Regions from separate parts of the Homo sapiens genome. Here all the other regions are linked to region 2. A link is a contact called in ENCODE Hi-C or POLR2A ChIA-PET data. All regions are on one chromosome and are shown on one strand. The core of a region is the stretch at or near the end of the contact, and the rest is flanking DNA. Distances in the headings are between cores, read along the strand shown.

Region 1 (4,819 bases), core at 914-3,413, 66 kb after region 2:
AAATGACCTGGAATAGATATCCAATCTCCTCTGCTGCCAGACTGGGAAAAATCTTCCTCATATTACAGCTCAGTTCTTGGGTCTGTTTGAGACCTTGAGACCTAAAGAAGGAATCTTCCAGGGTTGTCTTAATGAAGATGGGATGCAATTGCTTCCAAGATCTAGGCTACCCAACACTGGGAGTCTCTGAGCGAGAGGATGCTACCTTCCAGCTGGCATTAGGCCCCTGTCATCTCTCATCTAAATGGCGTCCACACCTACTAACTGCCTTCCTTTTATCCCCAGCTTTTCTCCCCTCCAATCCATCTTCTCTACCAGTGTCACCAGTTGTGTAGCATCCTTTAATGGCTTCCTACTATCTCTAAGATAAACTCCAAACTTCCTAGCATGGCCCCATAGGGCACTTTGTGACCTGGACCCTTCCTTTTCAGAATCCCACTCAGAATCCTGGCTCCACCACTTCCCAGGTGTGTGACCTTGGGTGAGTTACTTAACATTTGTAAGCCACAGCTTCCTTATCTTGTTAATAATTGTTAATTTCATAGAGTTGTTATGACAGTGCAATTAAGTGCTTAGCGTAGTGCTAAGAACATAGGACGGGCTCAATAAATACGAGCTGCTACTATTATTATCATTATTATTTTACACTACTTACCTATCTTCTATCTATGCAGAACTACTTACAGTCCTCTGAATATGCCTCTCACACTTCCCTACCTTTGCACATCCGGTAGAACACAAGCTCCATGAAGTCAGAGACTTTGTCCTGTTCACTGTTGTATCCTCAGTACTTAGAACAGTGCCTGACATATAATAGGTGCTGAATAAACATCAGTTACTGAATGCATGCTGTCTGTTCTGCTGATAAAGCTGTTCCCCGATCCTCCAACTCATTTTTCATGATTCAGTTCAGGCATCCCTTCCTCTAAGTCTTCCTGACCTCCTCTCACCCTGGGCAGGGCCAAATGTGCTCCCATAGCAGCTCTGAGCACTCCTCTATTAAAACACTGATCACCCTGCATTGAAACTGATTTCCTTGAGGGTTGAGTTTTCATATTCTGGATAGAGCAGGCACTATATGCTGAATGAATGAACAAGTGAACAAATAATTCACACAGGTATCAAGTGATATAAAGATGTGCTAGTTGTGAATATTTATGACCTGGGATGTCTATGAGTCTCCTCTTATCCTCTTCCTCCCAGATATTGAATAGTTAAATCTGTAGCCCCAAACCCCAGAGTATACGGGCCCAGTCTTTCTCTCCCTGTGCCCCTTCCCCTTTGAATCCCCCATAGGGAGATGCACAAGGGGGCTTTTTTTTTTAACATACATAAAATCCTACCCCTATATATACTAAGAGTTTGAACATTTTATTCACTTACTAAAATATCCTTTCTTAAGTATGGACTTGGGTGTGTAGAACTTGGGGTATTAGGGAGTGTGGCCCTTTCCCATAACTTCAGAGGCTCTTTCACTGCCAAGCCTAACTCCCAGATACTCTTGGTCCCTACATGCTGCTATACCTGAGCAACCGCATGCCTGCCGTGGCTCCCAGGTAAACGGGTGTCTCTTGGTGCTGGGACCTTGGAATCACTTCCCTAGCTCTTTCCATGCAATCAGTCAGGTAAATGCCTATTTCATTTACTTTCTGAACAAATTTTGAGATTCCAGGACCTAGGAAAAAATGTAGAAGATAACAATCTTTTAAAAAAAAATTATAAAACATACCTTGACAATAGTAGATCAAAATATGGTGTTTTGAAAAAAATACAAGAAAACAATTTCCTGATGTACTATACATTAGGTTATTGTACTTAGAGGGTAATTCACTGGACCTAGCCTTGAGAGGATTTAATTTCCAGACTTTAAGTTGGGTCTGTTCAGTGTTCAATAATTCTGCCACTGGATGGCGCAATTTCATATTCAATTGCATAACATTCTCAGACTTTAATGGGGATATTATAGATAGCTACTCTGTTAGCTGCTTTTTGATATTTCCTCCAGAACACTGTAATTAATGACACTAGTTCCTAAAAGACCTAAAGATAACACTTGGAATAAAAATTAAGCGTCAGACAAATTGGCTTTTACTAAAAAGATGGAAGCTGCCACTAACTAGTTATCTGATCCTGGCCAGCACCTTAAAGTTTCTGAGGTGGAGTTGCTTCCTGTTACAAGAAAGAGGAACAGAATCTATGTCTCTTCAGTGACTTTTCCACTCCGATATCCTGCCTCCCTAGCAAAACTGTTTTTCCAGTTTTAGAGCAAAACCGACTGTTGCTATGGAGGATTAGAGCCAAGATTCCTTAAGCTTTTTGAAGTTATAACAACACTTTCATCTCACATTAAGATAAATATCTACACTATCAGTGCTTCATAGCAGAGTAATTGCTTTAAGGATAATTATTCAAATAAGTTATCCAGATCATTCACAGGTTTTCAAACAGCCTAATAACCATGAGAAAATCAGCTCTAAGTTACCAGCTAATTGTTTTGATTCAGAAAATTTGGTGTTAAATATTTGATTAACTAGAGAACTCTCTCTTTTGAGAGGGAAGAATCCTTCATTGTTAGGCCAAACGCTCATGGGATAAGTCTCAGAAGAAGGACATCTGCTAGATTTTTTTTTTTGAGACGGAGTCTTGCTCTGTCGCCCAGGCTGGAGTGTAGTGGCGCGATCTCGGCTAACTGCAACCTCCGCCTCCCGGGTTCAAGTGATTCTCCTGCCTCAGCCACCCTAGTAGCTGGGACTACAGGCACGCACCACCATGCCTAGCTAATTTTTTTGTATTTTTAGTAGATACAGGGTTTCACCGTGTTAGCCAGGATGGTCTCCATCTCCTGACCTTGTGATCCGCCCACCTCAGCCTCCCAAAGTGCTGGGATTACAGGCATGAGCCACCGTGCTTGGCCATTAAAATAACTTTTAAAAATGGAAGGCAGTGTGTCAAATAAAAGCCAATAAAATGAGGGATTTGGGCTTTAAGAAAGGCCAGAAGTACTGTCTCAGATGGGGCCAAAGTGTCAGTATTGATGGGGCTACTGGGTAGAATGACTTGCTCTCTTGGAAATATCTCCTCTCTACTACTTTCTTGACGACCTGTGAAAATTAGTGGATTCCACAGGCTGTCAAACTGAAAATCAATTATCTTCTAGGATCTAGGCTATCAGTCTGACTAAAAATAAACAGTGGGTTCCCAGCTCAAAAGGCTAAGAGAGATAAAAGTCAGAGAGACTGTGGTATAATGGTGCATGGTAGGGTACTGGGTAAAGGGATTGAAAGCTGAATGTCAACCACTCTAACATATTATGACCTTAAAAGAAAAAAATTATTGATATATAATGCAGCAGCTCAGAGTAGCAGGAAACCTAGAGTGTAATTAGGAGACCTAGATTCTTGTCTCTATTCTGTTGCTACTTTCAAGGCACTAATCCTCCAGGTTTTTGTTTCCTTCTCTGTGAAACAAAATTTAAACGATCTGTAAGTTCCTTTTCCCAGCCCTAAGAGCCTATAATTTGGTCTTTCCTGCCTACACAGAAGCTGAAAGCTTTGAAAAATGTCTTCCAAGCTGTAGATCAGGGTACAAAGATTAAGAGAGCAATAAATCTCTGAACCAGACAGATTAGCATCACCTAGGAACTTCTTAGAAATACAGATTATCAGGCTTCATTCCAGATCTGCTGACTCAGAAACTCTAGGGGATGGGACCCATCATCTGTGTTTTTAACAAGCTCATGCAAGTTTGAGAAGCACTGGCTAAGATGCAGACTTGAAGTCGGGCAGAACTTGGTTTGAACCGCAGCTCCATCACTTACTAGCTTGAGTAACAAACAAGTGGTATAACCTCTCTCAACCTCAGTGCCCTCATTTTTAAAAAATTAGTATAATAATGCATACCTCAAAGGGAGATTATGAGGGTATACTGAAGTAACACATGTTCAGTACTAAGTACATAGCATGCAGAAGTGTTCTGTTGATGGGAGCTACTATTAATTATATTTATGTGTGTTTATTCTTAGGTTTTGATCATTAACGACTGATTTCAATATGTTTTCTGTAACGATAACATAACAACAGCAGCTGCACTGTTTTCTTCACTTGGCTTCCTATGCGTGGGACTCCTTTTTCTCTTGTGTTCTACTGGTCATACACCTCTCATGTTCTCATGCCCCACTGTTGGCCTCCCCTTCCCTTGGTCTTCATCTTACCTTTAACCCTGCATTCTTCTACTTGATGCACCACGCCTGTGTCATTCTCCTTTTCTGCTGGCCACTTATAGATGTATAAACTTGTGTGAGAAGAACCCGCATCCAGCACAATCCCATACTGAAAGCAACACAGACCAAAAACTTATCAGTATCACATCACTCATCTCCATATTAGGCTTGCAAAAGAAAGGACTGGAATTTTCAAAAACATGAGGAGAAAGTATTTGAGAGGAACATTGAGGGGATGGCACTGGAGTCACTCCGATCACAAGATCTACCAGGACAACAACCCTGCTAGAACGGGGCTCTTCATGCTGTTTGCATGTTAGAAATATTCAGACCTTATGCAGAACAGGGCCCAAGAAGCAGTATTGTTTAGAAGCTTCTTAGGTGATTCTAATGTGCAGCCAAGATTCAGAACCACATGCTGAAGTAGCTGAGACACTATGGAAGGAATAGAAAGCCATTAATCTATAGTCCCCAAACTTGTCTACACATTGGAATCATACGGGAATCACCTGGAAAGCTTCAATGGCTACTGATGCTTGTGTCCTAGACCCAGGTATTGTGATCTAATTGATGTGGTATTGTGTCCTGGGCTTTGGAATT
Region 2 (4,543 bases), core at 1,727-4,226:
TATATGTAAAAGTCAGTATCTTCCCTACATGCTAATGTACTAGAAAAAAATCACTTTCACAAAAAGGGTACTGAAAAAAACTTCAAGATACTAAGGAATTATTTTAATTAAAATATGTATGAATTCCCTTCCCCCCAAAAGTATAAAACTTTGCAGTAAGAAAAAAAAGGATCTGATTAAATATACATTTGATCTTAGCCAAAAGGCCAAGAGGCAATGATTAAATATAGATATTCTATGGAGGCAGGGAAATTGATTAAAAGGCTACTAATAGATACTAGAGATCTATTTGGATGTTTGTCTCCTCCAAATCTCATGTTGAAATGTGATTCCCAATAATGGACATGTGGCCAGGTGGGAAGTGATTGGATTGTGGGGGTGGATACCTCATGGTTGGCTTAGCACCATCCCCTTCATGATGAGTTCTTGCTCAGTTAGTTCACATGAGATCTAGTTGTTTAAAAGAGTCTGTCTAGGACCTCCCCCCTCCTTCCTTTATTTCCTCTCTTGCCATGTGACATGCTGGCTCCCCTTCCCTTCCACCATGATTGTAAGCTCCCTGATGCCCTCACCAGAAGCAGATGTTAGAGCCATGCTTATATAGCCTGCAGAACTGTGAGCCAATTAAAACTCTTTTCTTTATAAATTACCCAGTATTCTTCTATTGCAACGCAAGAATGGCCTAATACAAGAGTATCATTCAACATGACGGTTAAATGCAAGTTCATGCAATTCCCCAGACATTTGTAGAAACTAGAATGCCACACAAGTTTTTGTTTATCTGTTTGTTTTTTAGAGACAGGGTCTCACTCTTTCACCCAGGCTGAAGTGCAGTGGCATGATGACAGCTCATTACAGCCTTGAACTCCTGGGCTCAAGTGATCCACCTGCTTCCACCTCTTGAGTAGCTAGGACTACAGGCATGTGTCTCTAAGGCTCGGCTAATTATTATTATTGTTATTATTAGGTACAGACAGGGTCTCGCTGTGTTGCTCAGGCTGGTCTCAAACTCTTGGCCTCAAGCAATCCTCCTGCCTCAGCCTCTCAAAGCATTGGAATTATAGGCATGAGCCACTGCGCTTTGCCTAAACAAATTTCTAAATCAATTCTGCGGGCACAAGACTATGTGGATCCCTGAATCAGCACAGACTTCTTTTTGGCACAATTTTCAGTCACCTTGGTTACTTCTGTCACAGGCCATTTGGTTTCAGGAGTGCTAGCAAAATAAAACCACAGAAAAACCTCTAGCATGTGGAAATGGTTACACAATGCATATCTTAGTATATAGTAACATATCTTTAATTGTGATCCAATCAGAAAATTGGTTCCCTTTAATCTTCCCCTGGCTCTTGTTAGAAATATTTCTAAATGTATTAATGCACTTTCCTTCCTTAGCAGATCTGAATTCAGACCAAAATCCAATTTTATCTTTATCTCAGTTCATCTATTGTCACATAGTATGATGACACCTTTCTGAACTCTCTTATAGCAATGTTTCCTAAATGATGCCTTCCAGACTTAATTTGAATTAGGATGCTATGTCCAGAATTAAGGTCTCATTCACAGTTATGATGTAATTAAGGCAACAATAGCATTTTGTAAAAATAATCTATTAAATATATAGCACCAGCTACCCTTTATTGTTATTAGGATATGGAAGAAGTGGAATTTAACTTAACAATTCTTTACTTAGTTAAGAGGAATATAGCAGTATTTCACAGTGTTCTACAAAAAACATTATGACTTCCATGTATTGCATTAACTGGCAAGTTTAAAAATTAACTTAACTGTTATCTTGTTTTCCAAAATCAAAACTTAGGAACAAACGGCGTGACAAAAGATTTTCTGATCTGTGAATTTATTTAAGTCTTCGAAAGGCAACAAAACTAAATCACCCACTGCTCTGAGGACCAGTTCCCAAGTCATCATGTCCTGCTCCTGTAGATCAAGAAAGATTTGGGCCCACTTCTCTATCTTGGGACTTCTGGTACATGAAAACTAATGTGGAAACAGGTTACAAAAACTATCATATTATATTTTGAAAATTTACATCTAACACACACCATGCAACGTAGTTTTGCTACTCAAAGGTGAATTACAAGATTTATAAAAATGTATTAATTCTTAGAGCAACCACTGGCCAGGAGGCCCAGAAGCTCTAAACAAGTACTGTAATGTTTTTTATTCAAACCTGAAGATGTATCTCTGTGTCTATACTTATAGCCTCAATTAGAGAGAAAGTCAACCAGGAGGCCCTTTCTGAAAGTGAAGCCAAAAAACTCTCACATCACTTCCCCATCTAAGCCGCAGTGACCACTCTCCAACATTGACCACTCTCCAACATAACCCCTCAACTATAGCTGGATGGAGTTCTTGTTTATTCTCCCTGGCATCTCCAACCTTTAATTTTTACAACTTCCCCGCAAATGGATAGCATTCCGTGTTTCTAAGGCTGATTCAAACTCCACGTCTTTCAGGAAGTTTTTTCTAACTCTGTCTCTTGATCTCCAACAGCATTTGTAGTTCATAATGCGAATTTTTGTTCATTACATTCTACCTTCCAAGTTCATCTTCCTGCTTATCCTAATGTGAAGATCAGGACTAAGGCAAGGTGTTCAGCACACACAGTAGGCACTGAATTAATAATATGCCGACCCGTATTTCTTGCAAATCAAACACTGCTCTCGAGTGATTTTCAATTCTACTCATTCCCAAATTGGCTAACAAACCGGTCGGCCAGGCCCCCGAACTACAAGTCCCAGCGGCCTGCGCGGCCCCGGCTCCGGTTATCCCAGCCCAGCTAGTTCTGCCCATGCAGCAGAGCTCCACAAAAGTGCGGGAATGTCTGACAGGGAAGAATCAGAGAAACCTTCACCAGCAGCCCGACATTCACCTGGACGGACAGTGCACTTTTCTTACGTCTGGGCAGGGAAGGCAGGGCGCACCATCTACCGCAGGCTAGGATGATCACCAACCGCCCCACCGCACCCTGCGCCAGCCCTACGGCGCCCGCGGGCTGCAAGTAGCGGCGACCCAGGAGCATGCGCGCTGCCGCCCCTGGCCTGCCAGGACCCAGAGGGAGCGGAGCACGCGCCTTTGGGAATCTTCGGTGCGCCAAGTCTGTTCGCCGCCGGGGTCTATCACCCCCGCCCCTCGCCTCTGCCCGTGAGCGTGTGAGTTGTAGCGTACCCTGGGGTCTGTTCTGGAGGAGGCCTGAGAGCGGGGTTGCCTGGGGCGTGGGTCTCTCATCCCTCTCGTCCTGGTGAAGAAGAAGAGTATACCCAGCGGGTGAGTACCGGCCGCGAGCTCCCGGCTGAGCGGGCGTCCCCGGGGAGGACGCTGCGGGGCGCCGTTGTGGCAAGAGCGGTCGCCCGCGCAGGGCGTGGAGGCGCGAGGCCGGGGGACGCCAGCCGGCAAGTTGCACGGGTTGCAGCGCCCCGGGACCTACTTTCTCTTTGCCGTCGTCCCTGCCTTGCTAGGAAAAGAGGGGAGCTTTGACTTCAGGTGATTTCCTTTGTGGCTTACAAAAGAGCCCCCTAAATATGCAAGCGGTTCCTTTTATTTCCAGAGCTTGCTGTTAGCGTACTAATGTACTATGTTTAAAGTCTTAAATAGGGCATGCCAGACACGCTCACCCATGTGTCGTCATTCATCGCTTAATAAACAGAGTACGGCTCTCATTGTTTTTCTTTTTCCCATTGCCTCGCTCCGAGTTAAAATAACGAGATAAACTAAACGTGATGCGGTTGGGAACTTGTTCAGGGAAACCGGCTGGGGCGAACTTCGGAAACTTGCTAGTGTAGAGAGCCGCACGGTGGTGGTTTGTATGCTTTCACTCATTCAGGCTTTCCACAGTGTTTAACTGCGTTCTGTGTCAGGCATTATGCCCCAACAGTCGTCTTGTGTAAGACTTCCATGCATTTTTAAGCTTTGCTTTTATTTTCTAAATGTACATGTTAATAGAGAATAAACATTATTGACCTCTTTATTCTGATATTAATTGCCTAAGTTTCGTAGGATTGTCTTTATTTTTTAATAGTATGGTGACCAAAAGTAATACTAGTGTTTAACCTTAGTAAGCAAAATAGAGTCCCAGTGTCTCTGACAGCTTGGCACAGTTTCATTTGAGACCGTAAATCCCACCCTGTCTATAGTCTCTGTCATACTTGGTAACAACCCAGATAATTTATCCCTTCTCGCAGCCTCATTCCCACACCTTCTCCATCTGCTGATCGTCTCACTATCTGCCTTCTTCTGGAAACTGTAAACTCTTTTTCTAGACTCCTCATATGTAAACCCCTCTATATCTTTTTTTAAATTTATATATATATATATTTTATCATACTTTAAGTTCCAGGGTACATGCGCACAACGTGCAGGTTTGTTACATATGTATACATGTGCCATGTTGGTGTGCTGCACCCATTAACTCGTCATTTACATTAGGTATATCTCCTAATGCTATCCCTCCCCCTCCCCCCATTCCACAACAGGCCCTGGTGTGTGATGTTCCCCTTCCTGTGTCCAGGTGTTCTCATTGTTC
Region 3 (4,569 bases), core at 1,857-4,356, 88 kb after region 2:
AAAAGTATTAAGAATGTATCATCAAACAACAAATCCCACTATTCCATGACATTTCCTGGCTTGACATACATACCCCTTGCATTTAAACCACCCTTACATAGTAAGCAATTGGTAATGGCATAGAGGCTGAGGAGTCTTGAACATTTTGGATCATAATTCATATTATCTTATTTATTTTGTCTTTAGTCTCATTCTGTCATGGGACATTAGAAAAGCTCCAATAGTAGAATTATATAAAAGGCAAAAGTGGCCGGACACGGCAGCTCACACCTGTAGTCCCAGCACTTTGGGAGGCTGAGGCAGGTGGATCTCAAGGCCAGCAGTTCAAGACCAGCCAGGTCAATATGGTGAAACCCCATCTCTACTAAAAATACAAAAATTAGCCAGGCATGGTGGTGGGCACCTGTAATCCCAGCTACTCGGGAGGCTGAGGCAGGAGAATCGCTTGAACCCCGGAGGCAGAGGTTTCGGTGAGCCAAGATCGCACCACTGCACTCCAGGCTGGGCGACAGAACAAGACTCCATCTCAAAAAAATAATAACCAAAAACGGGTGCCGTGGCTCACGCTTGTAATCCCAGCACTTTGGGAGGCTGAGGCAGGTGGATCACGAGGTCAACAGATCAAGACTATCCTGGCCAACATGGTGAAACCCCGTCTCTACTGAAAATACAAAAATTAGATGGGCATGGTGGCGTGCACCTGCCATCCCAGCTACTCAGGAGGCTGAGGCAGGAGAATCACTTGAACCCAGGAGGCAGAGGTTGCTGTGAGCCAAGATTGCACCACTGTGCTCTAGCCTGGAGACAGAGTGAAACTCCCTCTCAAAAAAAAAAAAAAAAAAAAAAGGCAAAAGCTACTTTGGTCAGATGTAAACAGATTGCATAGAGGAAGTGAACAGGAAATGAAATGGTTGCACCATTCCCTCCATTTTGACAACTCAACCTCCTCCTCTCTCAACTCCCCAAACTATTCCCAAACGTAGAAGCTGGCTGGGCACTGAAATGGGAGCTCTCTCTGAAGCTCTTGAGCAGAAGCTTGAACTTAATCCAAGTCTAAGCTTGGATTAAGGTATGGGTCTCCAATCCACCTCAATCCCCAGAATCTTGAGGCAGTCTTTACCCATCAGACCAAACAATACAAAATTTAGGAGAAAAAGTTTTAGCAACATCATTATCTATTGCTTCCAAACAAGGAAGAGCAGGTGAAATACACAGCACTTCCCTGCTTCTCCCTTCCCAAAAGAAACTCCATTTTGTTCAGATGCTTGCCTTTCCCCCAAGCTCAGGGATGGACTTGTCTGTGTAATTTCATTCCCTCACCAGTGACTGGTTTAATAATGGGTATGCCACCTAATTATGGCCCATGTGACCGTGGAGGAAGTCTTCTGGGGCAAGTCTAGGGAAAAAAGAAAACATTCTCTCTTCATCCTCAAACATTGTCCTGCCTGGAAGGGATGGCATTCAATGATGGCAGAGCAGAGAGATGTAGAGAACGTGAGTCCTTGATGGCATTTTAAGCTGCTAAATCAACAAATGCTGAGCCCATCCTTCCATAAAACTTATGCTTTGACCCAATTAGAGTCAGGATTTTAACTACTTGAAGCTAAAACATCTGGATAAAACTGGTATGGGAGAGATGTCCTCTTTGATGCCAGTGTTCTGGAATCTGGAAAAGAACCCTCTAAGGGCACCCCACTTTGGTTCCCAACGTTGTGATGTTGACAAACACAGCCCTAAGCAGCATGTCCTTTAGATAAGCAATTATAAATAAAACAACCAATTATAAATATAACAACAAACAAACTGTAGCAATGTTTCTACCATAATAAAATTTTGAATGTTTTACTCCCTCAAGCTATTCAACAAGGTCTACTTGTTAACTTCTTTTGTTTTTGTAAATATGACAATCTTGCAATCTCATTTTCCTTCCATGGCCATTTCAGGCACTATTCTTAGCATCCAAGTTACTACAATAAAAAAAGAAAAACTGATAAGGCCCCTGCTCTTTGGAATTTACAATCTAGTTAGCAAGACAGATAAACCAGAAAAGAAGCACATAAATAGGTGATTTCAGGTCACAATATGTGCTAAGAAGAAATTCAAACCAAGGAACTTGATAGAGTGACTTGCGGTAGAATTGGGAATGAAGGGAAAGGTATCAGATTGAGGGTCAAGAAAGCCTCTCTCAGAAGATGACATTTGAGCCGAGACCTTGAAGGTGACATTTGAGGAGAAAACACCAGCCTGGAGAGGGAGTAAGAACATAAGAGGAAGAAGGAACAGAAACTGCAAGAACCCAGAGGTGGGAACCAACTTGATGTGACTATAATTATTTCTTCCTTTTCCTAACGAGAAAATTTACTAACTTCTTCTTGTCATTGAGGAGTTAGATGTACACTTTTCCACATTTTCCCAGCTTTTGCAATGATATCCAGGTTACCAGAATATATGCAAGCCTTTCATCCTACTCTTATTTCTTATTAAAGATATAATAAGAAAAAGATTTTTAGGTCAGAGAGAAAATTTAGGAATTTTTCATACATGATTTTTCAAATGTTTTTATTACCAAAAGAACCCACAATGGTTAAGTTTGTTTTTCATGTAACTGACTACATTACCCAGAGAGCAGTAATTAAAATGCTATCTTCCATGGACTATATGTCAGCCAGTTTTCAAAAGCCCTGATCACATCCAGGAAGCAGGAGAGTCATCTCAGAAGTGGTGCCAAAGAAGAGGTGCTAGAGGTGGGGTGCAGGTTGACATATCTTGGATGTGTTCATAAAAAGAGAATTACTTAGGTAACTGCCCCTTCTTCTTAGACCCCCAGAGTGCTTTCAGATCCCATGACTGCCACAGTCAAGCTCTATTATGGAAAATTCACATTGATTGTCTTCCCCCTGAAAAGCCCTTAATTTGCCTTGTGGATAACAGAAATGTGGTTTCTGTCATACAATGTGAAATGGTATTTCGAAACAGAATTTCAACAAATGATTTTACCAAAATATCCAATGGCAAAGTGTTGTCATTGTTTTCCCTTTGAATTGGCTTACTGTACTGGAGAATTTAAGACGGCCACTTCCTTTGCATTTTTTTCTTTTCATGTGATGTGACAAGGGAGGGGAATTTTCAGCTTAAAGTGAGAGAGCAAGGTAATATTAACTTCAACTCTTCACCTGACAGAGAGATAAAACTGAAGGAAACCCAAGCTTTGAAAAAACACAGGCTGATTTCAAGCCAATTAGCTGTGTCAGAGGAAAAATACCTTCAAGACTTTTATAAGAATCAAAGGAAGCAAAGGTTCTTTTGATTCTTATAGAAACAGCCATCATGATGTCCAGTTATAATCATACTAAGGTGAAAATCAAAATTATTTAATCTCGGCAGGGTGCAGTGGCTCACACCTGTAATCTCAGCACTTTGGGAGGCAAAGGTGGGCGGATCACTTGAGTCCAGGAGTTTGAGACTGGGGGGTAACATGGTGAAAATCTGTCTCTACAAAAAAAATACAAAAATTAGCCAGGCGTGGTGGCATATGCCTGTAGTCCCAGCTATTTGGGAGGCTGAGGTGAGAGGATCGCTTGAGCCCAGGACACCGAGGTTGTAGTGAGCCAAGATCACACCACTGCACTCTAGCCTGGGCAACAGAGTGAGACCCTGTCTCCAAAACAAACAAACAAATTATTTAATTTTGTCCATAGTCAAAATTCTGTTGTATAGAGAAATCCCAGCATTGCTACTCTGTGATAACAAAAATATAACAGCTTAAAATTTTACTCCATTAATAAACAGATTTGGGGTGTTGACAGATGTGGTGGATTTCAGGCAAAAAAAAGTTTTGCTTTGCAGATCCAATGTGACTGACTAGATTCAAATTGTTTCCAATTTGTTATGAGTCACATCTGGACTAAACTTTTCTTGTCATATAGAGAACAAAACAGCAAATGTGGACAAGCATTGGTGAGCAAACATTCAAGGAATGTTGTGGTCCTTCCTGTGTTTACATAGCCTAATGATGGAACAATCACTGAAGCTCAGAAGACTGGTCCTAATCTGGCGTTGTCGTTCCTCCAACTCACAGAGTCAAAGTCTCCACACCACCCCTGCTACCTTCCTTCTTCTCCATCAGGGAACTCTTCTTGAGGACACATATGTAGGTTGTTCTCACACTCAGGGGCTTGAAGATCCTCTCTCAGTTATTTCATCCCAAGCCCCTTAGACCCACCTTCTTCTATAGTGATATCCACATCCCCTGATTCCAGTCACCCTTACCTCATATCTGATCTTCTACAATGGCCCTTTCTGGTGACTCCCACACTTCCTAATTATCTTCTCTATCAGAATCCCTCCTTCATGTGGCTATAGAAATCTTCCACAATTGACGTTCCTAAGACTCTACCTTATCAAGAACCTATGTCCTGCTGTGTGCCAGATGAAAGCTACACTGGTCTACCTAGACCTCCAAGCCCTTCAGAAATTTCAGCCCTTCCCATTTTACCATTCCAACCAACAGATCTGTTTGGGTCCAAGATGAGAATTCCTGACATTATGACTACTAGAATGTAAGCTCCT

What was found. Hi-C counts contacts between places; a loop is a spot of excess contacts on that map. ChIA-PET counts read pairs that join two places held with the same protein, here RNA polymerase II (POLR2A). Pooled maps may share reads with other maps.
Region 1: a loop to region 2 is called in a pooled map, with 4 times the contacts of the local background. The contact joins the enhancer-like site here to the promoter of CC2D2B in region 2. A Hi-C loop is called at or near these places in 2 of 168 maps with a recorded cell type or tissue (IMR-90 and natural killer cell) and 9 of 50 pooled maps. POLR2A ChIA-PET finds 5 or more read pairs at or near these places in 2 of 52 experiments (K562 and activated CD4-positive, alpha-beta memory T cell).
Region 3: a pooled map shows a loop between it and region 2 (2.1-fold over the local background). The contact joins the enhancer-like site here to the promoter of CC2D2B in region 2. A Hi-C loop is called at or near these places in 2 of 168 maps with a recorded cell type or tissue (IMR-90 and natural killer cell) and 4 of 50 pooled maps. POLR2A ChIA-PET finds 5 or more read pairs at or near these places in 2 of 52 experiments (activated B cell and activated CD4-positive, alpha-beta memory T cell).

What each region holds. Positions count from the first base shown.
Region 1 is chr10:95,839,200-95,844,018 of GRCh38, reverse strand. It overlaps ENTPD1 (ectonucleoside triphosphate diphosphohydrolase 1), which reads right to left. Exons shown (of 10, transcript NM_001776.6): 3 at 4,211-4,328; 4 at 1,525-1,675. The region is part of intron 4 of ENTPD1-AS1 (ENTPD1 antisense RNA 1); the gene reads left to right. Among named protein-coding and RNA genes, the nearest start is that of CC2D2B, 66 kb to the left of the region's middle. RefSeq lists an enhancer at 1,971-2,110. Within about 2 kb of position 2,163, at least 7 of the 41 ENCODE cell types and tissues checked have a DNase peak (open chromatin) inside an H3K27ac peak, as active enhancers do.
Region 2 is chr10:95,906,408-95,910,950 of GRCh38, reverse strand. It overlaps CC2D2B (coiled-coil and C2 domain containing 2B), which reads right to left and starts at 2,976. Exons shown (of 35, transcript NM_001349008.3): 1 at 2,894-2,976. The region is part of intron 2 of ENTPD1-AS1 (ENTPD1 antisense RNA 1); the gene reads left to right. RefSeq lists enhancers at 2,660-2,719, 2,760-2,949.
Region 3 is chr10:95,818,274-95,822,842 of GRCh38, reverse strand. All of the region lies in intron 1 of ENTPD1 (ectonucleoside triphosphate diphosphohydrolase 1), which reads right to left. The region is part of intron 4 of ENTPD1-AS1 (ENTPD1 antisense RNA 1); the gene reads left to right. Among named protein-coding and RNA genes, the nearest start is that of ENTPD1, 64 kb to the right of the region's middle. RefSeq lists an enhancer at 2,191-2,240. Within about 2 kb of position 3,106, at least 4 of the 41 ENCODE cell types and tissues checked have a DNase peak (open chromatin) inside an H3K27ac peak, as active enhancers do.